2 separate regions of the Homo sapiens genome follow, and region 1 is linked to region 2. A link is an interaction called in ENCODE POLR2A ChIA-PET data of the cell type or tissue named here. Cell type or tissue: A673. All regions are shown on one strand. Links, peaks and the distances in the headings refer to the core of each region. The heading gives the core; the rest is flanking DNA.

The links. Peaks named below come from ENCODE experiments on the same cell type or tissue, not always from the same donor. Only the 100,000 strongest peaks of a DNase experiment are listed, where the experiment ranks them.
Region 1: POLR2A ChIA-PET joins it to region 2 with 10 read pairs; 5 of 35 experiments call an interaction of 5 or more read pairs at or near these places.

The regions. Positions count from the first base shown.
Region 1 is chr11:100,828,523-100,840,157 of GRCh38, reverse strand. All of the region lies in intron 3 of ARHGAP42 (Rho GTPase activating protein 42), which reads right to left. It also overlaps the pseudogene RN7SKP115. Among named protein-coding and RNA genes, the nearest start is that of SNORD13I, 100 kb to the left of the region's middle. RefSeq lists enhancers at 10,391-11,114, 11,115-11,635. In A673, for the core only: no CTCF peak of the experiment used is centred there; no DNase peak of the experiment used is centred there.
Region 2 is chr11:100,700,894-100,712,528 of GRCh38, reverse strand. All of the region lies in intron 1 of ARHGAP42 (Rho GTPase activating protein 42), which reads right to left. Among named protein-coding and RNA genes, the nearest start is that of ARHGAP42-AS1, 19 kb to the right of the region's middle. In A673, for the core only: no CTCF peak of the experiment used is centred there; DNase peaks (open chromatin) are centred at 5,818 and 6,168.

The DNA of each region.
Region 1 (11,635 bases), core at 1,563-9,562, 130 kb before region 2:
GAGGGCATGTTTGATACAAATATTCAATACATTCTTTCAAGAGTTCTTTCCTTTTTCAAGCATTACACTACTTTCTTTATAAGCCCTAGATATGATTTAATTTGAAGACTAGTTCATATTTTTACTTTTGATCCAATTCTAGTCTCATAAAATAAAAATTCAGGTCTCTCTGGGTCACACCACACATCTAAAAGTTGACAGTATGGTCTGGCACTACAGTCTCCTTCTAGGAGAAGTTTGGGAAATCATTCTAACCCCTAGTTAGCTCCATGTATCTTAAGAATCACCAATTATTTGAAAGCTTGGAGGTTCTAGGAGGGGAGTGCAGCTACTCATATACCCTTGACCGAGACTGGTCCTCCTTTATCGGGGATGGTCGTCCTCTTCGACTGAGAATGCAGCTTTGGGAGGGACGTGCATGGAGCAGTGAGGATGGAACGGGACACCAGCCTAGCCAGCCAGATCAGCCAAATCAACCCTGGTAATCAATGGGGTGACAGATGTCACAGCCAGATCATCCTCACATCTAACAACCACCAATTATTTGACATAAAACTTAACACACTGCCTAATCAGTCACTCTTTACTGCAGTGGTATCCAACTCTGCCCTTGGGCAATGGTGCTTTTACTCTACTCCATCTCCGGACTTATTCCACATATCCTCATGTTACTCCTTTCCATTTTCTTCATAGCAGATCCTGTCAAGAGCGTTTCCATTTAGCTGGTGTGTGGAAGTTATAGTATGTTTTAACTAGAGAATGTTAACTCCAACACTACCATGGTGATAGCCATTCACACTCACCTTTATTGGCTACAGAGAAAGTTCAGGTCATTATTTTTTATTTAAAAAAATAAAGGACATTGTCTTCCATTAATCACTGATCTAAAAGATCATAAAATCTTCATGAGACAGATTTAGGATTTGCAGATACTGCTATATCTTAGGAACACAAATATCATTAAGAATGGCTGGCCAAGAGTTGTCAAGTCACTCTCCATTTAATTCAGTAAGAACTAAGTAAGCCTTAATATCTAGAAAGGTGGTAAGCAGGAAGGGATGCGAGGCTGCCATGTTATAGCTGTGTTCTGTAGATGATATGCAGTATATATACTAGAGCACATAATACATAGAAGTAGTATATAATACACGGATGGCCCTTGTCCTAAAAAAAAAAAGTTATAATTTCATTGGGACACTAGGAAAACTAAGAGAAATAGTTTCAATGGTGGAAGTTAGTGCAAGGCTAAATAATAGAAAAAGGTTGGGAAATGAAGTGCCTTCCTAAGAATTAAGCTAGGCTATCAACTAACACAACTATATTTTTGCCCCTGTCAATGACTGACGACTCAACAACTGATCCTCAACGAAGCATTATATGCCCTATAAACAGATTAAATGTAGATTTTTTTAAACACTATGATTTTTTTTTTCTTGGTGTTTTTGTTTTATTTTGTTTTGTTTTTGAGATACGGTCTTGCTCTGTTACCCAGGCCAAAGTATCGTAGCACAATCATGGCTCACTGTAACCTTGACCTCCTGGGCTCAAGTGATCCTCCCATGTGGCTGGGACCACAGGCACACACCACCATGCCTGGCTAATTTTTTTGATTTTTTGTAGAGGCAAGGTCTCACCATTACCCAGGCTAGTTTTGAATTACTGGGCTCATCCGATTCTCCTGCCTCAGCCTCCCAAAGTGCTGGTATTACAAGCATGAGCCACCAAGCCCAGCCTACACTATCATATTATAATTAAGATATCTTTAGCTTGATGAGCATAAGTTTGAAAAAAGGAATGTCTATATACATTGTCTTTACTCACAAAGGACTTACTAATTTCAAAGAGAGAAAAGGTAAGGCCATAGTGGGAAAACTTGGCAGACACCGCTTTAATCAAGTGATCAAAGTTTACACCAACAGTAATGAGAAAAAGCAACACCAGGTGCCTTAATTCCTGCGCAAAATGCAGGAATTTACTCAGAAGGAAGCATCACACAAACCCAAATTGAGGAAATTTCTACAAAATAACTAGCCCAAACTTTTCAAACACGTCAATGCAATGGGAAACAAACAAACAAAAACAAACAGACAGACAGACTCAGGAACTGAGGCAGGCAGTTAGCGAGGGAATGGGGCTCAATTATTTTTAGGCAGCTAAGAACAACACAAACAGAGCCAAACAGGTTAGCACAGGACCTGTCTCCTAGTAAAATAAAATAAAATAAAATAAAAACCTGTTAGACTGCACCAATGAAAACAAATTGCAGACATCCCGCTAGGTGAATATAAAAATATAACAAAAACAGCCACAACTAATTAAATCCAAGATGGCCAAAAACTTAACTGACTGCTGACCCTTGGCTGCATTATGCCCCTATTATCATAAAATTTCCATGGAAAAAACCTCCCATTCTCATCGTGCACCTGATACAATGACAGTTCCAAATTAAGCATATTTACTAAAAAAAAAAAAAAAAAAAAAAAAAAAAAAAGGATGACACCTAGATTCTGGGAACTGCCTGTGAATTTCCGGGAAAACCTCTCCCCTTGTTATAAAATATTCCATGCCTTCATTATGCTTATCCATATAGTATGCAAGCCCTGACCACCTTGCAGGCAGCCCATTCTTTTGAGCATGCCTGCACTCATTCCTTGTGTATTTGCTTTCACTCCACAATAAAACTTTTATACTTACACTGTGATCTCATTTCCAAATTCTTTTGTGTGACAAAGACAAAACCTAAACTAGCCTTACGGACAACAAAACCATTCCAGATTTTGATGTCCAAAGCCAAGAAAAAAATATGTATATATAAAGGACAAAATTGTGACAATTAGCAAAACTTGAAAAAAAGATTCTGTGGTAACAGTAGTCTACCTGTGTTAAACTTCCTAATTTGGATAACTGCACTGTAGGTATATAAGTGAATATCTGTGTCTTAGAAAATACACACTTAAACATTTAGGGTTGAAAAAAAGCATGGTGGTTGAAACAGTCTCAAGACAAAGAGTCGTAAAGCAAATTTGGCAAAATGGTGAAGAATATAGGAAAGTTCTTTCTATTCTTGAAATTTTTCTATAAATGAAAATTATTTCAAAAGAAAATGTAAATATTTTAGCAACTACTAATGAAAATATGAGAAATTTACAATCTTGAACCTGATACAATGAAGTCGACATAAGAATTATTTCTATGCTTCCAAAACCAAAAATATTTTGCTGGAACTAGTCAGTTATTCATGACATGATTTACCTCCAGAGACTAGAAAGCAGAAAGTAATCAATAACATTCAAAATTGGTTGTAAAAAAAGGACAGGTTGAAAATAATAATGAGGTGTTCAAGTCCCAGACATTATATATGCTTACTGTTTTTTTAATGCATGTATATTTTGAGGTCTTTCATTTAGTTAACCAAAAAAAAAAAAAAGAAAACAACAACAAAAAAAAAACAAAAAACCTTACACATCTCAAATTAGGTTTTACATTTAAAAGAGAAACCTAACCACTCTTCAGCAAACAACAAAAGCTTGGATACATGAACAATTTTACAGTCATCATTTTATAACAGAATTTATCTAATTTTGAATTATTAGGAAAAGCAGAGGGAACAATGAAACATAGATTCCTACTGATTCAAACTTGGTATTTTCCAACTACACTTCATATTTCTCCTATAACTCAGAGTTCTTCCAATGCCATAAATATTGCATGGTCAATTTCAGACCTAGAAATTGACATTTCATCTAGCAAAAGGGCTGATTGTTCATGATGGAAAATTTTGTGTTCCACCTTTAAAAGCTCTGCATAACATAAAATTCTAATCTTCCTTCAGGAACCAGTAACAGTTTAAACCACCCCTTTACACTACCTTGGTTAACAGAAAATTCCATTCACATAGAAGACTAAGAACTGATCTGTGAACATTTTAGGAAAAGGTTTTTCATTATGAAATCAGAAGATTAAACTCTACTAATAACTAACTGCATAATCTTGGCCAAGTCAATAAAACTGTCTGAGGCTCAGTTTCTTCATCTGTAAGAGGATGAGATTTGACTGACTTCTCATGAGTCATTTCCAAAGCTCTAATGACTTGAAACTCTTTATTAAGTGTGAACTTACCTGCTATTTTTGTCTTGATTTTGAAAAATGACCCAAAAATCTCAAGAGATTTCCTTGTTCGGCTGGCTTCATTATCACATTAACTAGATAATTACAGGAGTAGAGTGAGTTGGAATTCCATGGTTAATCATGTGATAAGAAATATTCAAACACACTGGTGAAATTCAAAGTCAGATTTATTCCTGGCAAATACTGGCTTAAACCAGGGAAGAAGATAATTTCTGGAAAGAACAATTACCAATTGTATAAGGGGGGATCCAATGGAATATATATATACATATATACCATATTACTTATAACCAAATGAAGACTAAATAATTAGGATGAAAAAAAGTGTATGGCAATAGGAATATCATTAAGATGAAAATGATCTAAAGTGTACCCCTTCTGGAATATTGCCTCTTAAGATATAAATAATATAGTTACGATGTGATAACCACTGCTACCCTGAGTTTCCCAACAAACACCTTTGGTGTGTCTGAGAATCTAAGTTAATCAGTTCAAAACTTCTATGAAATGAGCTTGGCCACAAAGAAACAGTGATGTTTAGAAAAGTTACAATGCTAGGCAGTATTTAAGAATGAGTACCACCAAACAACACGACAAAACTCATATATAAATATGTTAAGGTACAAAGTCAAGGACACCTTAGGACTTTAAGTTTTATAGTCAGAAACCTTTAGGGTTAAATTAGGAGATTACGACGTGCATGTATAACTGTAAAGATAATGTATATACAGAATATAAAATGCTGGAAAATCATTTAAATTCCTTTGGAACTCAATGATTAATGTAATGCTGGAGGTCTCTTGAAAGACAGCAACCTTGAGTAACATACCACAGAAGAGGAGGAACCTCGTAAGTTAAGTTCCATCCCTTTTATATCCAAAGGCCTTGAGGATGGGGCTTTCCAGCAAAACAGTATAAAATATGTAGATAGAAAGATGAACCTCGACACTATTTGACACATTTCAGAGTTTATAGGAAAATGTGCAATCTAATGTAAAACATTATTTCACTCAGATGAAGTGTTTTACTTATGAAACAGGGTGAATAAAATCATCAACATACATTTATAAATTTTTAGAAAATTAAAAATTCAATGTTTTTAGACAGGAAGACCCACTCCAGAATCAAAAATAAGCACTTCTGTATATGGATCCAACATTAAAAAAACAAAGAAAAAAAAAAAAAAAGGACTCAGAAGTTCCCTGTCCAAAGCAGAAGGGGGCCCCATAATGGATTATGGCCTCATTCCTCAAGTCATCCTCCTCCATCCCTCTGTTCATACCTTGGTCATAGCATTTATAGCCTCTATTCTTTTTTTGGCTACAGTTCGTCTGGATTCCTGCCCACTTCTTTAAGCTACTACTAGTGCCCCCAATACTAATGGGTGTCTATTCATGCTATGAGCTCAAACTTCTGATGCCCACTATTACCTTTGCCTTTAGGATTTAAGTCCTACTATGTCTCTCGAATTCTGCTGTCTGCATTAATTGGCTTGACTTGAGTACCCAATGAGAACTTGTGTCCTCCCAGGTATGATGTCTGTAGCTGTCTCACTGTACAAACTAAAGCTACACCCTAGCCCAGACACCAGGAACTTGCCCTGCACTTGACCTCTATAAGTCTAATTTACACTGCATGGATCAAAAGGACATAGGTAGACTAAGTTTTGATCCATATAAAGGAAAATATTCTACTAATCAGAAATGACCCATAAAAGAAATGCTATGAGTATAGAAGCATAATACAGTAGCTATATGAATTGACTCTGGAATTGATAGCCCTGGGTTCAAACACAAATCCACTATCATATATCTGACTGAGCTTGTAATTTAACCTCTCTAAGTGTAAATCTTGTCAGCCACAGAATGGGGATACTAATCATCTTAAGAATGTATTTCATATAACTGTAATGACTGGACAGCTGTAAATAGGTTTACATATGTGAAGTGCTAACAACAGTGCCTACCATATAGAAATCAATATGGTCACTAATCTGGTCAACCATTAGAAATTGGATGACATTTTATTTTCCAAACCTAAGATTTTAGTATGATCCCTTGAAACAGTCATATGCAAGAAACTATCACAACCTCCTAATGATATTTAAAAATTTTTATTTTTTAAAAGTATCTACCTACCTAGTTTTAAAACATGTCTGCAAACTCATTAACACTTCTCTCATCAAGAGGTACAGCCCAATTTCCCTCCTGTTGAATATGGGCCAGCCAGAGTGAGTCACTTCTAACATATATGAAACAATGGTAGTGTACTATGTGGGTGCAGGGGCTAGGTCAAAGAAAGCAATACGAGGCGATAAGTCAGGCTCTTCCTAACTCTCTTTCACTTGGGACAGAAGTTTTGGAAGTCATATTACATGTAAGAAATCTGGCTACCCTGAAGGACCATGCTGGAGAGATCACATGCAGTAAGAAATGCTCAAAGAACCATATATCATCCTTCTATTGTTTGAGTCTTTCCAGCATTAATTGGGAGACATGTGGATGAGCCTTGAGATGACTGCAACCCAGCCTTCAAGCCACTCCAGCTGACACACACTGAAACAATGACAAGCTGTCCCATCTGAGCCCTGCCCAAACTGCAGATTCATGAGTAAATACATGGTGTCATTTCAAGCCACTAATATTTGGATTGGTTTGTTATACAGCATTGGAAAACCAGAATACTATCTTATGTATTTCTTCTTAAAATACTGGATAGCACATTTAAAAGATACTTAGTAGAATGAACAAAGTAGCATTCTCTAATAAAGTATCAAAACTCCTTAAAGCTGAGAAACTTTTAGGCAACAAATTGGTCCTATTTATTTCAACCAAAATGTACAAACCTCAATTTCCATTCTGGAGAATAACTTTACTTTCAATGCTGAATTTCAGAGAAGAGCCAAGACATCAGGAGTCAAAATGACCTTTGGTAAAAATGGCAGATATTCAGATAACTTGGGATGTGGCAATATGAAAAAATGCAGAGTTAGACTTCTGTCAGAAGCCTGTATTTACAGGATACAAAACCCACATTCTAGTCGCCTGTGATGCCAAGCAGCATAGTTCCCTTCTGGTCTCTTTGCCACTGAAAAAGGAATCCAGCTTGCTGTTCAGCATACCCATTCAAAATCCTTCCATGTCACATTTCAGAGCCAATTACTTGGATTCAGGTTCAGCCTTTTTGTAGTAAAAGGAATTTATTTTCCAATAAATTGGCTTCCTTCCAATTCATATCCTGTACTATGCAGTGCCCAAGAGGGTGCCACATCTGGTCAAGCAAAGTGTGTCAAGATAGCAGTAACTTAGGAGGGAGAGGGAACTTAACTAATAATATAATCAATATCCTGTGAAAAATAATAAACTGAAGAGTTTAGCTTCAATGTTCTGTAAGTTTGTCTGACATTTTGGTAAACACACTCTTAACTGAGCTTTCCAGTCAAAAAAGAATTCCTGACCTTCATATGTGACAAAATCCTGAAATACTTTGTTCATACATCGTGTTAGGAAGACTTTTAGATTTGTGTATAAGTTAGGAAGCTTTTGATCTCAAGGAGTAGAAAATCCTATTTGAATTGTTTTAAATAAAACAAATACATCAGTTTATATAACTGGAGAAACAAGGGTAAGAGAAGCTTCAGGTCTGGCTAATCCAGAAACTTAGAGAGATCATCAGAGATCCAGATTCTTTGCATGTCTCTGCTCTGCTGCCTAGAATATCAGCTACATCCCGTGGCTTGCTGTAGGACAGCAGTCAGGAAACTATGCCCATCCTCGTTCAGTTCTGCAGAGTAAAGAAAAAGCCTATCCCCACACAATAAGCCTGAATCCTTGTCATCTGCCCAATATGTCAGCTAAAGTCATGTGCCTAACTGGGATGCCATTGCTCAACAGCCTGGCGTGGGCTCACAAAGCCATCTCTGGCAAGAGAGGCCAGATTATCTGATAGACATAGAGCCACTGAGCCAATCATCCAGCACACACGTGCTGCACAAGGGGAAACAGACCCAGTGGATTCAAGAGACCAACCTGCCAGTCCACAAAAATTCGTTATTTACTAAAGTCCTATTTGATCAATTAGAAAAAAATGAATTCCTCCATTTCCAAGTGGATTTTGTTCTGAAGTTCCTGTCCCTCACCTTGCCCCGTTAGCTTTTATCTTGAAGTATGAATAGGGCATAGGAGGCATAGAATGCATTTTCCCAGTGAAGAAATATATTTGCCATGTGCCCAAATTAACTCTTGGTATATTTAAACCATTTATAGTGGAAGTATTTAAGCTGGGAATGCACTTTTCCCTCCTTTCCCAGTAAACCAGAAAAAGTAGAAACCTATCTACAGACCACCATGCCCTGGCAGAGGCAAGGAATTCCCCACAAGCAACCCCCAGCAAGAGCAGCAAAAATACTAAGAATAAAATCTTCTACAGTAGCAGTAGCTTGGATGGCAGGAATGTGAGCTTCCCTATACAAAGGCCATCTGTGCTTACAGAACACTGGTGAGTCACTAACATAAACGTGTTTCATCGGATATTTTCTTGACTCCTCTCAAAAAAGAACACCCTATTAACTAATTTTTTTAGTACAATGTTATAATATCCTAACGATGTGGATGACTCCTTTTAAGTCAGTTCCGTGTTTTTCTTAGTAAAATTTTACTTTTATTCATTCTCTTGAACAGTTTTGTTCCCTTCAGGAACTCAGAAATACCCAGTATAATGAAAACCTTGTTTAATAACCTAATGATGATGTTTATGAGGATACTGATGACAGTAAACTGAGCTACCCTTTACAAGGTCCACTCCTCTGTATAATCATCACAACAGCTGGCTGGAGTAGGTGTTACTGGCCCCCGTTCACACACATGGAAATTCAGGCTCCAGGCACTTTGGTAATATGCCCAAGCTCACGTGATTAGAACATAGTGGAAACAGGATTCCAGCACAGCAGATATGAATCCAAAAATCCAAGCACAGAAAATTTCAACTAATATAACTTGCAAATACTTGATTAAATTGAGTCAAATTATCTTACTTTTTTTTCAACTTTGACCCCTTCCCATCTTTCCCTCACCCCGTACATTACTCACGGTATTTTAAGAAGGGAAGAAAAATTATATCCCAAGAAAAATGTTGCCCTCTGCCTTCTTCTCTCTGGCTCTGAAATAGTAACCGTGGTGCCCACCAAGGTTTCTCAAAGCAGGCTATTGACCTTGCCCGAGCTGACAAATTGTTCACCTGTACTCCATCTCCCAACAATGCCAGATGACGGCTCACTCTATGATATTATTATTATAGTTGGCACTAAACCAAATAGATAATTGATTCATTCTCTGTTCACCAAAAGCTGAAATCCTACCCCAGCAACAATCTGACAAGAATATTGGCATCACAGATGAGTTGAGACGTTATTTTCTAGATCAGGGCTTCTCAGACTTTAATGCACACAAGAAACACCTGAGGATCTTGTGACACTGCAGCTTCTTGTTCAGTAGGTCCGCAGCAAGCCTGACATCATGCATATCTAACAAGCACTCAGGCGAGGCTGACGCTGCGGCTCCACAGTCTACACTCAGAAGCAATCATTCTGTTCTCAGCAGAACTCACTAAGAACAAGAAGGAAAGCGCGTGCTCTCCATATTACAGCAGCCACCAAACCACTCAAATTACAGTCACAGGTTGCCAATATGAATCTTAAGTAGCATGGTATCCTTTTCCAAACTGCTACTATGAAATTGGTATTTTTACTTACTGAGGCAATTTGTTGCTGCCTCACAGATAGTGTCTTCCAAAGAGCATTCAGTATAAGTCTCGTCAAGCTTGGGAAATATATTCCTCCTGGTGAGACACACGCATGTGTAATATTGAAAATTGAGATATATTCTAGTATAAAAATAAAAGTTACTAAACCAAGGAGTTTTCAAAGTAATCTGACCATGGAAGAAGATTTTAACTTCTGAGCCCTTACTAACATCCTATTAATATTGCTTTTATTGTTATTCTACTGTCCTACAGAACACATATTTGAAAGATACAAACACACCTTTGGAGAATCCAAAGTATGTAGCTTTGATCAGAATTTTGTCCTTGCTAATGCTGCAAAAGTATGAACTCTAGGACTTAGTCTTATCATCACAAAGTAATTGTAAACATCTTAAATGAATGGATGAATTTTGTTAAAAATAAACTTCAGAGTAAAGAACTAGCCGATTTTGCTCATGTGATTTATAATCAAGGAATACCTGGGTAATTAGAAGATTTTAGAAACAATTTATAATAATCACCAATCAGACAACAAGGGGGAAAATAACATACAACCGTAAACAGATAAAGGAATCATTAACCATTGGAAAATGCCAAAATTGAAGTTTATTATATGCATGCACAATATGAAAAAGGGTAATTTCTATCACTGAACAATATGGCAGTCACTGGCCACCCTAGGGGGCAGAGGAGGAGTCACTGAGGAGGAGCTGTCTGTATCATAGTAAAGTGGGTAATGCCTTTGAAGCTAAGAAGATTCTTTGCATGCCCTGGTCAGCACTACTAGAGCTGCCAGTGTGTCCAGTTAAAATACATCTCCAACCCAGTTTGTAACTATGACTGGTCCTGTGATAGCAGAATTAACCTGGTGAGGTTCTTGAAAGTCTTGAAAGTCTTTTTTTTTTTTTTGAAGACAGGGTCTTGCTCTCTCACCCAGGCTGGAGTGCAGTGGCATGATCCTAGCTCGCTGCAGCCTCAAACACCTGTGCTCAAGTGATCCTCCCGCCTTGGCCTCCCAAAGTGCTGTGATTACAGGCGGAAGCCACCATGCTTTTTTTCCCCAAGCCACCATTCTTCCTGCCTGAAACATGAACCTGATGCCAGAAAGTGCCAACTGCCACAAAGCTATGCTTGTGGTGTGACAAGCATGAGGATAAGGGCCACAGACTAAGGATGGCAGGAAAGGAGAGCAAAGGAGCCTGCACTCCTGGAGGCATCACCTTGGCTGCCTATTTCCAGATTCCTCTTTGCATAAGGCCCATAAACTCATTAATGATTTAAGCCACTATTGTGTTTTGTATTACTTGCAGCCAAACGTGCAAAATTACTTTGCTTGCTGTAATATTCACTAGTTGTGCATCCTGGGCATGTGGCAACTGTTGGGCCTCACTTTACACATCTACAAAATGGTAAGGTAGGCCGAGCATGGTGGCTTCCGCCTGTAATCACAGCACTTTGGGAGGCCAAGGCGGGAGGATCACTTGAGCACAGGTGTTTGAGGCTGCAGCGAGCTAGGATCATGCCACTGCACTCCAGCCTGGGTGAGAGAGCAAGACCCTGTCTCCAAAAAAAAAAAAAAGACAAACAGAAAAGCAGTATCTTTCAACAATTAATAGTAGGTAGGCCCTTTCCCCCTTAAAGTCATGTATGTTGAATCTGAGAGTTCTGCAGGTCTGTCTAGGCAGCTCTGATACCCTGATGCATGCCTATTTATAATGGTTCCTCATACCTTGCTCAGGTTGAAACC
Region 2 (11,635 bases), core at 1,430-9,429:
AAGGGGGGAGGAAGAAAAATATCTTTAATATCACCACCCTGATACATTTTGCACACCGCATTTCTTTCTGCTATATTTTACTAATTTTTTTCACAGGCAATTTTTTTCATATAATAACAGTAGCATGTAACAATTCTGTACTTCGCTTTTCTCTTAGATTTATATCAGAAGAGTTATATTTAATTGTCTAGATAACTAATTTGGTAAACTTTATTAGCAATCACTTAAGTCATTTCTAATTATTTTCTATTATAAGTAAATTCTAATTATTTATACAGGTTAAAAGCACAGTTCCCAAACTGCATGCAATACTGCAGCGAACTCAAAGGGGTGCTGTGTGACTCAACTAATTAGTACTTACCCCCAACCTGGGTAGAGGTGTGTTCCCGAAAAAACTCAAGGTTCCTTTAGAAAGGAAGAAAAGGCAAGGGAGCTGGGTAGGCAATCAATATTACCTGCTGTAGAAAGAGTATCATAATTGAGATCACGAAATCAGTGGGTACAAACCCTTTAATGTTCTTGAAACATATTACTAATTTACAATGCCATAGGGAGCATAATGAAAGTTAGAGTCTCAGTACACCTTTAATTAGCCAAAGATATTATTTTTACATCTTTTAGCTAATTAATTAGATTTAAACAATTTACCTTACTCTCATATTCATTTGCATTTCTTTGACTCCTGGTAAAGGTGATTATCTTCTCATAGGCTAACAGCTGTTTTCATCTTTTAACTAATCAACTGTCCTGTGTGTAGTGCCCAGTTACCTATTGGCTTCCTGACCTTTCTTTCCCCTTGTTTATTGCATAGATAATAACCATTTGGTTGTGGATAAATATTCATCACCAATTTAAGTTTACTGAGAAAAGGGGCTGGGCACAGTGGCTCACGCCTGTAATCCCAACAATTTGGGAGGCTGAGGCAAGAGGATCACTTGACCTCAGGAGTTCAAGACCTGCCTGGGCAACATAGTGAGACATCATGTCTAAAGAAAGTAGACAAAAAATTATCTGGGCATGGTAGTGTGCACCTGTAGTCCCAGCTACTTGGGAGGCTGAGGCAAGAGGATCACTTGAGCCTAGGAGGGCAAGGCTGCAGTGAGCCAAGATCTCACCACTGCACTCCAGCATGGGCGACAGAGACCTTGTCTCAAAAAACAAACAGAGAAGATTCTCATTGGACAATATAAACACATTCAAGTAGAAGGAAGAAGTAAAGGACCTATAAGAGACTAAGAAGAAAAAGTTGGAAACGCTGATGAAAAGATTGATAAGAGAATATGGCTCCCAAGAAGCCAAGGGAAAAGAAGCTTCAGTTAGCAAGGTCAAGCTTCAGCCAACAGAGTCAAATATACAACAGTCCCATAAAATAATGACCAAAGTGTTATTTCAATTTGGCAACTGATCACCAGTCCTAAGCTCTGGAATATCACAGTGTTAAATCTTCACAAACTCAACATAACCATTTATTCAATAGTTACCTAAAACAAATGTGTACATGGCAAAGTACTAAATATAAAGGGACAGAGACCATAGCTTTGAAAACTCTAGGATGTTAATGCACACATGCATGTGCACACAAGTATGATCTGAGGGGGTGTGGCACCACAGGGTTGAACAGAACAAGTGGCCATAAAGAGCCTGAAGCCAAAAGGCACCCTACGAGATTTTCTTCTAATAAGAAACTCCTGGTTGCACACAGTGGCTCAAGCCTGTAATCCCTGCACTTTGGGAGACCGAGGCGGGCAGATCACAAGATCAGGAGATCAAGACCATCCTGGCCAACATGGTGAAACCCTGTCTTTACTAAAAATACAAAAATTAGCTGGGTGTGGTGGCATGTGCCTGTGGTCCCAGCTACTTCGGGAGGCTGAGGCAGGAGAATCACTTGAACCCGGGAGGCAGAGGTTGCAGTGAGCCGAGATCGTGCCATTTGCACCCCAGCCTGGGGACAGAGCGAGACTCTGTCTCAAAAAAAAAAAAAAAAAAACTGCTGGCCGGGCGCAGTGGCTCATGCCTGTAATCCAGCACTTTGGGAGGCCGAGGTGGGCAGATCACAAGGTCAGGAGTTCAAGACCAGCCTGACCAACATGGTGAAACCCCATCTCTACTAAAAATACAAAAAAAAAAAAAAATTAGCCAGGCATGGTGGCATGCACCTGTAATCCCAGCTTCTCAGGAGGCTGACGCAGGAGAATCGTTTCAACCGGGAGGTGGAGATTACAGTGAGCCGAGATCATACCACTGCACTCCAGTCTGGGAGATGGAGTGAGACTCTGTCTAAAAAAATAAAAAAGAAATTCATTGAAAAAATACAATGTTATAATATATAAAAGATAACATGATTTGTAACTCAAAAATAAACTTAATAATTTAGAACCCCAAAAGAAATATGCAAGAGCTGACTTAAGCTGTCCACATTAAGAAAAAGGAGTAATCTCAAAGTGTGAGCCTGAATGTGCTTTGAAAATAGTTGTTCCTGATTTCCAGTTAAGTTCAGCAGATGCCCCCCCGACCCCGCTGAATTCCCAAGTGCAATAGAAGAATATTCTGGGGCTTCCCAAACTCCATGTCACAGTGTGTATATCACAGGCTTCATTTCAGGATAACAGATGGATGCAGATTTTAGGCAGGAAAAATTCTTTAAAAGATGAAAGTCTTATTCAATCGCATAGCTGATACATGATCCAATTTCCTTCTGGTGGACTGCAGCAAACTGCAGATGTTTCTTTACTCAAAATGTAACCCATTCTGGTTTCACTTACATTTTGTATGTCAACTGCTTTAAATTACTCACACATAAGTATCACCTTCAATCTGAGGACTTTAAGCCATAAATATGCTAGTAATAAAAAATATGCAGAAGCGAGAAAAATATTCCATATAGTGGTATAAATGCTATATATAGTAGGCCTGCCTCATCCAGTTTTGCTTTCCACCATTTCAGTTACTCACAGTCAACTGAGGTCTGAAATATTAAATGGAAAATTCCAGAAAGAAACAACCAGTTTTAAATTACATGCCATTCTGAGTATCACAATGAAATATTGACTGTCTCAAGCAGTCATGAGTCATGAATCACCCCACTGTCCAGCTTCTCCATGCTGTATATCCTACCTACCCATCTGTCACTTAAGAGCTGTCTCAGATATCAGATTGACAGATCACAATAAGAAAGCTGAGTATAGTACAGGGTATTTGAGAGACAGACAGACAAACAACATTCACTGGGAGGCCAAGGCGGGCAGATCATTTGAGGTCAAGAGTTCAAGACCAGCCTGGCCAACATGGTGAAACGCCGTCTCTACTAAAAATACAAAAATTAGCTGGGCGTAGTGACATGTGCCTGTAGTCCCAGCTACTCAGGAGGCTGAGGCAGGAGAATCGCTTGAAACCAGGAGGCAGGGGTTGCAGTGAGCCAAGATCATGCCACTGCACTCCACCCTGGGTGACAGGGTGAGACTCCATCTCAAAAAAACAAAAAGAGCTGTCTCAGGTAGCAGATTGACAGATCACAAAAAGAAAGGTGAGTATAGTACAAGGTATTTGAGAGACAGACAGACAAATCATATTCATGTAACTTTAATTACAGTACATTGTTATAACTGTTCTATTTTATGATTATTGTTGTTAATCTCTCACTATGCCTAATTTATAAATTAAACTTTATTATAGCAATATATGGATATGAAAAACAGTACACATAGGGTTTGTTACTATCCTCAGTTTCTGACTGAGGGTCTTCAAACTTATCTCTGTGGATAAGGAAGGACTACTGTGATACAATTATAATATTTATATTTTTTTAAGTGTGTGCATGTGAACATGGGAGGTTAAATTAAAAATATAATAAAGTTTATCATCATAGAAAGCCAGAGAAACATTTCTCTTTTGGAATATTTTTAATAGTGATGTTACTTTGCCTTTTCTATTTAAAAACTAGTGTCATTATAATATCCACTATTTGCTGATTTCTTGGGGGATTTTTTGTTTGTTTTTTGTTTTGTTTTGTTTTTGAGACAGGTCTCACTCTGTCACTCAAGCTAGAGTGTGCAAGGCTTCATCATGGCTCACTGCAGCCTTGACCTCCTGGGCTCAGGTGATCCTCCTGCTTCAGCCTCCCAAGTAGCTGGGACTAAAGGCGTGTGCCACCACGCACAACTAATTTATTATATTTTTTGTAGAGATGGGGTCTCGCTATGTTGCCTAGGCTGGTCTCCAACCCCTGGGTTCAAACAATCCTCCTACCTAGACCTTTCAAAGTGCTGGTGTTGCAGGTGTGAGCCACCACGCCCAGACCAATTATTGATTTCTATGTACCAGGTACTATGCTAGGTACAGCTCACAAAAGGGACTTAATCTTCATTTTAAAAAGGAGGCATTACCATTATTATTATCCACACTGCAAAAATGAGGAAGGCAGGGCTCAAGAAGGAATGACTTACTAGGGCTACTCAGTGTACATACATATACAATCTCCATATCTACAACAGTGCCTGAAGTGTAGTAGGTGGTCAATAAGTATTTCCTGAATAGATCTGATTGGATGAAGAACAGATATCATATTCTCATATAAGATTCCTATGCTGTATGCCTACTATCAAGAAAGTATGTACAAATCAGTCTATGGAACACACAAAAGAAGGCAGCTATCTGGAGGAAATAAAGGCTACACATGGCACCTACTAACTCTCAACACCAAGCAATAACAACATGTATACCATATTTGCAGCAGGTCCACAGTCATGTAAACCCAGGAAAACAGGACCTCTGTCTGGCCTATATTCCCAAGGCCTAGAGCAGTACCTGACACACAGCAAGTGCTAAATACATCTGTTGAATGAATATGCGAGTAAATGTCTCATTTTCTTTCTCCTTCACCTCTTTCGTCCTTGCTCAACACTGTTCTTTGCATCTTCTTGTCTTCTCCTCCCATTCCTCTTACCACCCTTTGCACTTATGTAAACATTGCTTTTGTCTCGCATTTACTGATGATGAGAGTTTAAAATAGTTATCCATCTATAATTAATAGAATGCAGAAATGATACTTCTTTAAATACCTTCTAAGTCATTCTGTTGTCACCAGCATATAAAGGCCCTGTCTGAATTTGTTACGAAAAATAATTAATTTAAATATATACTTGGCTCTTGAAATGCTTTCTATCATAAAGAATGCAATTTAAATGCTTATAAACTTAAGTTTCTCTTTGTAAAAATGAGTTGTAATACAGAGTTACTATATGACCCAGCAATTCCACTCCTAGGTATATACCCAAGAGAATGAAAATATATGTTCACACAGAAAAAGGTACATGAATGTTCACAGCAACATTATTCTTAACAGCCAAAAAAATTAGAAGAAACAACTAAAATGTTCAACTGACAAATTGATAACAAAATTTGGTGCATTCATATATCTGAAAAACATTTGTCAATAAAAAGGAGTGAAATACTGGTCTATGTTTAAATATGGATGAACCTTGAAATATGCTAAGTAAGCACAGCACTTCACAAGAAGCTACATATTATATGGTTCAATTTATATGAAAAATCCAGAACAGGCAATTATGTAGAAACAGAAAGTATATTGGTAACAGTTTCCAGGGGCTAGGGAAGATGGGGAATGAGGAGTGACAGCTAATGGGGATAGAGTTTCTTTGGGGGTGATAGAAATATTCTAAGATTAGATAGCAGTAATGGTTGTACAACTCTGAATATATTAAAAACCAGTGGATTCTTAAAAGGGTAAATTTTATGGCAGTGAATTATATCTTAAGAAAGCTGTTAAAAAATATAAATGGCATCTTTAAAGAAGGCATTCCCATAAAATTAAAATCAACCCTTTGAAATGACATCTTGAAAATGCAAAGCTTTGTTACAAACAGGAAATATAAATCATTTGTACATTTTAGCAATATCCCTTGAATCTGAGTTACTATATATAATTGTCATTGCTGAAGAGAAAATTAATTATTTAATACAAATATCAATTCCCTGAATAAGCCTACTCTAATCAACCTCTTTCTGGTAAGTCTACATAACATTCTAAAAGAGTTGTCACAATGATATTTGTCTTCACATACAAAGTTTCAGAAGTGGTTCCAATATGAAGTGGTTAATGACCACCTGTAGACTTCAGCCTCTCCAAACACTAGTCTGACACAACTTCCTGTAAGCTCAGTCATGTAATGAGCACTTACTAAAAATATATCATGTGTCCATCTCCTGAGTCCCAAAGATTTGGTGCCTACTCTTATGGAGCTAACTTGCTAGGGAGAGAAACAGGGAAGTAATCAAATCATCCAGACAAGATACAATGAAAACCATTTTATTTACAAAATCACAAAATCTCAGATAAGGAAAGGTCCTTAAAAAGTCAGCTAACTCTGGGCGTGGTGGCACGCGCCTGTAGTCCCAGCTACGTGGGAGGCTGAGGCAGGAGAATTGCCTGAACCCGGGATGCAGAGGTTGCAGTGAGCCGAGATCGCACCACTACACTCCAGCATGGTGACAGAGCAAGACTCCATCTCAAAAAAAAAAAAAAAAAAAAAGTTACTTAACTATTCCACAGAAGTACAGGTGCACTCCCACTGCAAGGCACATTCAGGAAACTAAGCAATGATACATGGTCTACAGCTCTCACATCAATATGAAACATTAAACATATGCCAGGCACAGTGACGCCTATAATCCCAGCACTCTGGGAGGCCAAGGCGGGAGGATCATTTGAGACCAGGGGTTTGAGACCAGCCTGGGCAACACAGTGAGACCCTGACTCTAAAAAATAAAATAAAAAATAATTAAATATAATGCATGTGTCCAGGTAAGGTAAAGATATTGCTTAGAAAAACCATCTCACATCCTCTTTTGAATGAAACATGGTGGTGGTTATTTATAACTCTGGTCTAATTTCTCTCTAGTCTTAACATTAGCTACAGATGAACAAGGTGAGAAAACTAACATTTAATACCGAGTACCATAAATTGTACTAGATACTTTACATGTGTTATCTCAATGAATCCCAAAAATATGCAGATAAAGTAAATATTGCTCCCATATTAAGGACAAAGAAAAAAACTCACAAAAGAAGCCAGGTGATGTGCTCACAATCAAGCTGCTAACTAGCCGCAGACCTAGAATTGAAAAGCATTTCTCTGACTCCAAAGCTCACTCTCTTTCTACTATTCTAGGCTGACTACTGTTAAGGCTAAATCTTCAATGATCCTACTTAACATTAAAATGTTCTAATGATTAAAGATGAAATGTTATTAACACTGCACATGTGTGAGTGATAACACTAAGCTGTTAGCTACAGAGCACCCCTCTGTTTCTTTTAGCCAGATTTAATGTTCAGATTATTTGGTTAAATTGGGATTAGTTTGTGCCAATATATATCCTGACAGAAGTACAAAGCACAATCTCAAAGATACAAATCCAAGCCATAACCTAAGGACTTAAAGTAGGAACAGTGTCTTTCTTTTTCTTTTCTTCTCTCTTTTTTTTTTTTTTTTTTTTGTTGTTGTTGTTGTTGGGGTTTGGCTCACCCAGGCTCACTCAGGCTCACCCAGGCTCACCCAGGCTGTGGTGCAGTGGCTTGAACATAGCTCACTCCAACCTCAAGCTCCTGGGCTCAAGCGATCCTCCTGCCTCAGCCTCCTTGGGTAGCTAGGACTATAGGTGCATGCCACCACACCTGGTTTAATTTTTTATTTTTGTAGAGACAAGGAGTGGGCGGCGGGGGCGGGGATTCTTGCTTTGCCCAGGCTGGTCTCCAACTCCTAGCTTCAAGAGATCCTCCCTCCTTGGTCTCCCAAAGTGCTGGGATTACAGGCATGAACCACCGAGCCACCATACCTGACCTGAGAGTTATCTTTCAATTGACATCTTGCTTCTGCATCCTTGTTTCATCCTCTCATCCCCTCTTACCGGTGGATATCACAAAACATCACACTCAGCCAGCCATGAATACTCACAGATTTCTAATTTCCATTAGAGCAGTCTGAGGAATGAAGGCAATACTGGGAAGAAAAGGCTGTGCACCCAAGAGAGTTTAAACTTGACAAACCTGGATGCCATCACTCTCACGCACTTTCCCTGTTCAGGATTATTCAGGATCTGCATTCTCTTTCTTTAACCTCCGAGGCTGGCCTTTTCCGGCCTGTGCTTCACTTTCTAAGCTGTCCCAAAAGCTAAGACTTCCTGTCCCTTGTTCCCTAATTCCCTCAACCCCGGGCCTGAGCTCCTTTTTAACTCACAGATCCAATAAGAAATATCTTTCCTTCTTTTTTCTTTTAAATATTGTTTTGTTTTTAGGGCACCATCCACATATCTGCTCCTGGTGATTCTGACACAAAGTTAACTGTACCACCTTTCCTGGATCAACTAGCTAAAAGGCTCAATTCAATGTTCTCACTGAGCCAGCTGAATCTTCCCCTTCAATTCTTAACTGAATGTCTCTTTTGTCTCTAATTAACACACTCAGCCCCTCCAGCAATGTCCTATCAATTTCATCATTTTCTTTTCTCACCAATAACTGCCTGGATGATCTCACCTTCAGCATAATTACATTTACAAAACATCTGTGTATCATAAGAGACACCTAGGAAAGCACTTTTCTAAGCCATTGTCTGTCTTCGGTGCAGAAACTAACATGGGAAAGAGTTCTGTCATCTGCAGTTTGGCCTGTTAATTTTGTAAAATTGCTGAATTATTGATTTCACTTCTGAGAAGTGCAAATTGTGATCATCATTTTAAATAATTTGTATACACCACTGACCTGAGCCAGCAGAACTAAAGCACCAGTAGATATGTCTATAAAGTCTCAAAATCTATACTGTCTGTTCATTAAGCCCTAAATGGCAACCTAATTCTTGGTTCTCAAATCAAGATAGATAATTATTTTTTAAAAGGCAAATCAAAACTATATCATATCTTATAATCATTTCCTATTAAGCAGATCTAATTTGAGTGGGACAAGCCCATGCTTTAACATCTAATAGAAGCATTACCATTTCAATAATTTCTCATTTTTAGGGAATATGATAATAACATTGACAAGAAACTGTTAAAGTTAAATCTTGTAAAAAGCTGAAATAATTCCAATTACAATGATCCTGCCAAGAGCAAGTGAAAAAAAAATGCTACATCTTCATAATATGTTATTATGCATTCTTTCCATTGGCCCACACAAAAATCCTGCAAGAAATATAAGGCAAATGCTATTTTCATTTTTGATGAAAATAGAGTATGGGGCCAATGGCTTGGACCCATAATACTGGTTAGTGGCAATGCCAACACTGGAACAAAGCTCTAACTCCTGATGATGTTCCCCCAGATTATCTAGTCTGAGAAGTTAGCCCAGAGAAGCCAGCGCAGTTGCACGTAAAACCTGCTGAAAGTAATACGAAACAGTATATTCATAGTCCCCATTCTCTGGCTCATTTACTATACAGATATTCAAAATACTCTTCCATCTCATGCTCTTAGTAAAATGCAAACTGGTTGATATTCAGTAGTTACTGAGCATCCACTATATGGTAAGAGCTAATTAGAACACAAATATCCAGGCAGGGATTACAGTGGCTCATGCCTGTAATCCCCGCACTTTGGGAGGCCGAGGTGGGCGGATCACCTGAGGTCAGGAGTTCGAGACCAGCCTGGCCAACCCCGTCTTTACTAAAAATATAAAAATTAGCCATGCATGGTGACACGTGCCTGTAATCCCAGCTACTCGGGAGGCTGAGGCAGGAGAATCGCTTGAACCTGGGAGGCAGAGCTTGCAGTGAGCCGAGGTCGTGCCATTGCACTTCAGCCTGGGCAACAAGAGCAAAACTCCGTGTCAAAAAAAAAAAAAAAAAGAACACAAATATCCTAGGCACCTGGATGTTTCTATTAAAATTGAAAGACTAATTGAAATACAGGCAAACCTCATTTTATTGTACTTTGCAGTTTTTTTTTTTTTTACAAATCGAAGGTTTTTTACAACACTGCATCGGGCAAGTCTATTGATACCACTTTTCCAAAAGCATGTGCTCATTTCCTGTCTCTGTCACATTTTGGTGATTCTCACAATATTACAATTTCTTCATTATTGCTACATCTTTATGATGACCTGTGACCAATGCTCTTTGACGTTACCACTGTAATTGTTTTGGGATGCCATGAACAGTGTCTATAAAAGCCAGTGAACCTAGTCAATAAATGTTGTGTGTGTTTTAACTGCTCCACCAACCAGGCATTCCTCCATCTCTGTTTTTCTTTTTCTGCCTCCCTATTCTCTGAGACACAACAATATTAAAATTAGGCCAACTAATAACCCTACAATGGCCTCCAAGTGTTCAAATGAAAGGAAGATTTGCATGTCTCTCACTTTATTTTTATTTTTATTCATTATATTATTATTTTTTTTTTGAGACAGGGTCTTGCTATGTTGACCAGGCTGGTCTCAATCTCCTGAGCTCAAGCAATCTGCCCACCTTGGCCTCCCAAAGTGCTGGGATTACAGGTGTAATATACCATGCCCAGCCATCCCTCACTTTAAAGATAAAATGATCAAACTTCATGAGGGAGGCACAAGAAAAGCCAAGACAGTCCGAAAACTAGGCCTCTGTTGTCAGTCAAATTATGAATGCAAAGGAAAAGTTCTTGAAGGAAATTAAAAGTGCTACTCCATTTCTCCTAGTTCCATGAGGTAGAAAAAAAAAATGCTACTTCAGTGAACACACAAATGATAAGAAAGCAAAACAGCCTTATTGCTGATATGCAGAAAGTCTGAGTGGTCTGTAGAGAAGATGAAACCAGCCACAATATTGCATTAAGCCAAAGCCTCATCCAGACCAAGGTCCTAACTTTCTTCAATTCTATGATTTCTATAAGAGAGGTGAAGAAGCTGCAGAAGAAAAGTTTGAAGTGAGCGGAGGTTGGTTCAAGAGGTGTAAGAAAAGAAGCCATCCCTACAATATAAATGAGCAAGGTGAAACAGCAAGTGCTAATGTAGACGCTGCAGCAAGCTCTCTAGAAGATCTAGCTAAGAGTATGGATGAAGGTGGCTACAATAAACAAGAGACTTTCAATGTGGATGAAGCAGACTTCTATTGGAAGAAGATGCCATGTAGGACTTTCATAGCTACAGAGGAGAAGTCAATGTTTGGCTTCAAAGCTTCAGGCTGACTCTCTTGTTAGGAGCCAAAGCAGCTGGTGACACTAAGTTGAAGCCAATGCTCCTTTACCATTCTGAAAATCCTAGACTCCTTAAGAAGCATGCTAAATCCACTCTTCCTGTGCACTAGAAATGGAACAAAGCCTGAATGACAGTACACTGTTTACTGAATATTTTAATCCGCTGTGTGGTTAGAGGCCTATTGCTCAGAAAAAAAAAAAAAAAAAGTTCATTTTACAATATTACTGCTCATTGACAATGTACCTGGTTACCCAAGAGCTATGATGGCGATGTATAAAAAGATTAATATTGTTTTCATGCCAACTAACACAACATCCATTCTGTAGCCCATGGATCAAGAAGTAATTTCAACTTTCTAATCTTATGATTTAAGAGATACATTTTGTAAGGCTATAGCTGCCATAGACAGCAATTCCTCTGATGGATCTCAGCAAAGTACATTGAAAACCTTCGGGA